2 separate regions of the Homo sapiens genome follow, and region 2 is linked to region 1. Evidence: chromatin loops called from intact Hi-C (ENCODE). Cell type or tissue: CD14-positive monocyte. All regions are shown on one strand. Region 1 overlaps PIGK (phosphatidylinositol glycan anchor biosynthesis class K). Region 2 overlaps LOC105378806 (a long non-coding RNA gene).

The links. Peaks named below come from ENCODE experiments on the same cell type or tissue, not always from the same donor. Only the 100,000 strongest peaks of a DNase experiment are listed, where the experiment ranks them.
Region 2: it touches region 1 in a loop (5-fold over the local background); 30 of 110 quality-filtered maps call a loop at or near these places.

Annotation. Positions count from the first base shown.
Region 1 is chr1:77,147,196-77,149,695 of GRCh38, forward strand. All of the region lies in intron 9 of PIGK (phosphatidylinositol glycan anchor biosynthesis class K), which reads right to left. Among named protein-coding and RNA genes, the nearest start is that of PIGK, 71 kb to the right of the region's middle. In CD14-positive monocyte, CTCF peaks have their summits at 1,196 (motif pointing right) and 1,396; no DNase peak of the experiment used is centred here.
Region 2 is chr1:75,990,722-75,993,221 of GRCh38, forward strand. All of the region lies in intron 2 of LOC105378806 (a long non-coding RNA gene), which reads right to left. Among named protein-coding and RNA genes, the nearest start is that of ASB17, 60 kb to the left of the region's middle. In CD14-positive monocyte, CTCF peaks have their summits at 986 (motif pointing right) and 1,186; a DNase peak (open chromatin) is centred at 1,010.

The sequences.
Region 1 (2,500 bases):
AGATCTCGTGAGACTTATTCACTACCATGAGAACAGTATGGGGGAAACCACCCCCATGATTCAATTATCTCCCACCGGGTCCCTCCCACAACACATGGGAATTAGGGAAGTAAAATTCAAGATGAGATTTGGGTGGGGACACAGAGCCAAACCATATCAGGAGGAGAGAGGAGGGAACGGGAGGGGAGGTGAGGGCAGGGGAGAAAAATTCAGACTAGGTAAGTTTCTTCTAACCCACTAACATAAGAGGTGAGTGTTTAGAGTTCATAATGTCTTAGATTCTGTTTTTCCTTAGGTAATTCTATAGAATTTAGACTTCTACAAATTTGGTAACACTAAAATGTGCAAAATTTTTACAGTCACAACCTGGAGGATATCTTCCTAATACAGAAAAGATACAAAACTGGTAACCTCAGTAAAAGGTTTTCTGACACAGAATTACCACCAGATTCAAAAAACCCAACTCTTTGAAGAGGAAGAGAGTTTATCTGTCTGCATACTTATCCAAAGCCAGCCTATGTATACTACGATGAAGCTGTTTAAAATCAAGTTACCTAAGCAAAGCTTATTACAATCAGTCCTTATTTTACCTCATCTGCTCTTGCAAATAAATTACAACACAATTAGTAAGACATATGCAGAAACAAAGGGTTGTTACTATATAACTTTATCTTACTTAACATATGTAAGTTTCAGAAGACACATAAAAACAATTCTTATTTCATAAAGGTACTCCCAATCAGTTTTATGTACTAAAGTTCTCCATCATATCTGATTTTACTCTAGTGTACTACACAAAATATAAAATATGAATAACTGAATCAATGGACTCCACTGTTTCCCTAATATGTGTAGAAAGTATTTCTAACTGTCAATTTTAATAACAGTGTGTTGATAATTTAACCTAAGATTTTTTTAAATGCATATATACTCCAGCCTATAATTTCCTTAATAAAATAGTTTTTTATGATATCTGATCTCTCATTATATACTTTAAATAAACTTTGGATTGCCATTCATATTTGCATGCAAACAGCACCTACATACAATGAGATAATATTTATAGCATCTATGTAAAAATTCCTGAACCACTGGGAGCCTGATTCTCATAAATTAACTGAATAAAGTACACCAATAATTATGAAGCCATCTGGTAAATAGCAACATTGTAAATAAAATTTATTTATAAACACTAGAGGGTGCTCTAATTCAACAGTGCTTGATATCTGGCTGTGATATTTAAAGTAATTTTCTCCTTGATTAAAAACAACAATCTTCGGCAATGACAATTTTTGCTACTGTGCTAATACATACAAATAATTTAAGAGCCAAATTCCATTCTTCCAGAACATATAACAAAACAATTTGTCAACATAGGCAATATAAAAAAAACGCAAATTGTGACATCAAAAATTCAAAATGTCGGGGGAGAGGGAGTTAATGTGCACAGGTTTTGGTTTGTTTGTTTGCTTCTTTTCTCTTTTTTGGTGATTGAAGTTACGTTAGCATCAGTTTTTGTTTTTTGGTTTTTTTTTTTTGAGACAGAGTCTTGCTCTGTCGCCAAGCTGGAGTGCAGTGGCGCGATCTCGGCTTACTGCAGCCCCCGCCTCCTGGGTTCAAGCAATTATCCTGCCTCACCCTCTTAAGTAGCTGGGACTACAGGTGCGCACTGCCACGCTCAGCTAATTTTTTTGTATTTTTAGTAGAGATGGGGTTTCACCATGTTGGCCAGAATGGTGTTGATCTCCTGACCTAGTGATCTGCCCACCTTGGCCTCCCAAAGTGCTGGGATTACAGGCGTGAGCCACCACGCCCAGCCATATCAGTTTTAAATAACTTATTAGAACTATACGATTTTTAATGAACCTAATGGTAACCACAAAGCAAAAACCTATAATAGATACACTAAAAGCAAAAAGCAATGAATTAAAACATACTACCAGGGAAAATCATTTAATCGCAAAGGAAAATAGAAAAAAAGGAAGAGAGGAGTTACAAAATAACTAGAAAACAAATAACAAAATGGCTACAGTAAGCCCTTACCTACCAATAATAATACTGAATATAAATTGACTAAATTCTCCAATTAAAAGACATCATAATTAAAAGACATGACTAACTGGATTAAAAAACAAGACCCACCTATATGTTGCCTACAAGAAACTCACTTCACCTATAAAGATACAGACAAAAAATGAACAAATAGAAAAAGATATTTTATGTAAATGAAAACCAAAAAAGAGCATGAGTAGCAATGCTTATATCAGATAAAACAGACTTTAAGTCAAAAACCATAAAAAGAAACAAAGAAGGTCATCATATAATGATAAAGGAGTCAATTTAGCAAGAGAATATAATAATAGTAAATATGTATATACCCATTGCAGTATTACCCAAATATAAAGCAAATATGATTAGATCTAAAGGAAGAGGCAAACTGTAATACAATAATAGTATAGCACTTCAACACCCCACTTTCAACAACAGACAGATCATCCAA
Region 2 (2,500 bases), 1.2 Mb before region 1:
AACTTCCAGATGCTTTTGCATGAAGGTGGAGTTTTGCAAGTCTGGAGGACAGCTCCTGGAGATGAAAATAAATTCTACCACTTTACCGGAGAGTTTTATTTCCTCCATATGTTTGTACATTTTTCTTTCCTTATGTTTGTGATTCATCTGTGGCTCAAGAGATGTGTGGTGCCGGGGGATTGATGGCTGGGAGGGCTGCAGAAATGGTGTAGACAGTTACTGCAGTGATGTGATACAATTCTTGGCATTTGCACAAATATGGAGTGTTCAGACAGCCACAAAGTGGTGGAAGTAGCTCTGAGAACCCTGACTTTTACTGGGAAATCACCTGATTTTAGGTGAGGCCGGGAGATCACAGAAAAGAAGATTGATAGCAAACTTTTATAACAACTTTGGGATAGCCTTAGTTATGAGTAAACACTTTCACTACCAATCACAACATTGTTAGCTTTGATCAGGCCTTTGATGAGGCTTTCTGGTGCTTACTGTTCTCTGTCTTCTGCCTTCATGCTCCCTGGAATTTTACTGTCTCCCTCATAGGCTAGTTGAGATGTGGAAGAAATAATCTATGTAGAGCATTTGGCACATCCCCAGCTCCTCCCATGTTTGCTCGGCTCAGATACCTACTAAAGTGCCTGCTGCATAACAGACAATTTGCAGATTAATTGGAAAACCAGAAAAATACCCAGGATGCCTGACTTCTATTCTGGTACCCCTTTTACATTAACTTTTTTTTTTTTAATCAGTTATGTTACATATGCTTACTCATATATTGTCTTCATATCCCATGTGGCAAAGCAGATACATGTGTTGTAACACCTTATTGGTTAGAGACTGCCTTCCTGGTTCTACTCATTACATTCCAATCGTGGCATATCCTCTAAACTTTCTTTTCCCTTCATAAATCCTCTTTCTTTTTTTTCCCCCTCACAGTTTTCCTGAACAGGTTGACTATTAATTGTGTCTGCTTGATGTGGACACCAGGTGGCGCTGGACATCAGATTTGGAGAGGCAGTTGTCTAGGGAACCGGGCTCTGTGCCAGCGCAGGAGGCAGGCTGGCTCTCCTATTCCAGGGATGCTCATCCAGGAAGGAAAGGTTGCATGCTGGACACACTAACCTTGAAGAATTCTTCTGTCTCTCTCGTCATTTAGAAAGGAAGGAAATTGTTAATTTTTAAAAATAAGTCAAACTCGAATTTTACAAGAAAGTCCATCTCTAAACAAACCTCTACCACACCCAGCTACGAAGTAATCCAAAATTGATAGTTTCTTAATGCTCATGCAAAGCCTTCACTGAGAATGACTTTTCCATTTTCGTGGCAACAGAAAAAGGAAGCAGAACATAAGCTCTAATAAGAAAGGTAGTTACTCAGACAGGGGTAAAGGGACTCCAGGGGGAACTGAATTGAAGCCTGGAATGAGAAATATTACCATACTTCATAAATGCTAAGATGTCATTGATTTTAAGTCTCCCTGCTGCTTTATTTGCAGTAAGGAAGAAAATAGTCCTGCCAACTAAATTGAATTGTTGACTGTAAGGCCTAATCTGATTTCAGAGATATTTAAGTGGGAATAAAACTTTCTGTCTTTGTATTAAATATGGTAACTCTGAGGAGAGTATTCAGTCAGTTGCCTTCTAGTTGTCTTAGCCTCCCGCTCAACCTGTCTCTACCCTGGAGCACCTAAGAGATGGCTTGAAAACAACCGCGTTTACAGGACTTCCAGGAGAATGGTTCTTGTTCTTACTGAGAGTAAATACAGACTGCTTCCTTCCACTTCTCCTTAGAGAGTTAAATGAACCCCTGTAGTCAAAGATGACTCACTGCAGCCACTAGAACAGAGGTTGGCCAACTATGGTCCTTGGGCCAAATCTGCTCCAACACCTGTTTTTATACACTCCAGAAGTTTAGAATGGTTTTCACAGGTGAACATTTGCAATTAATTTGATAATAGGGACCATTAACTATGACTCCAATTAAGAGAAATGTTATGCCTTCTAAAAGTGTTTAATTCTTGTCATTAGTAGACTTGTATTATAAGAAATTATACTCAATTATTATTATTACATTTTGAATTTTGCCAATAATACATTTATGGAAATTTATTTTACCTCTTGTTACATATGTAGTTACATAATGTCATCAACTTTGCCACTTGGGCTGAAAAGCCTAAAATATTTACTGTCTAGCCCTTTACAGAGAAAGTTTACAGACCCCTACTCTAGACCAAAATGGAAATTATGGGTTAGTCTGTTTCAATCATCAATAAGAGTGCCAAGATACCTGAACAGAAGTCGGGCTGAATAAATCAGCTTGCTGCAAATGGCCAGACCCAATCAATAGATGTGTAATAGGAATGTGGCTACTAAGTAATGAGATTTTTAAAAACACTAGACTTCCACATATAAAATTAAAATTATAAAATTAGTGCTATTCTACCCAAAGTAGACACCTAGAGAAATTCTATGGTTATTTTAAAACTCTCAGAATGGTCTTTAAA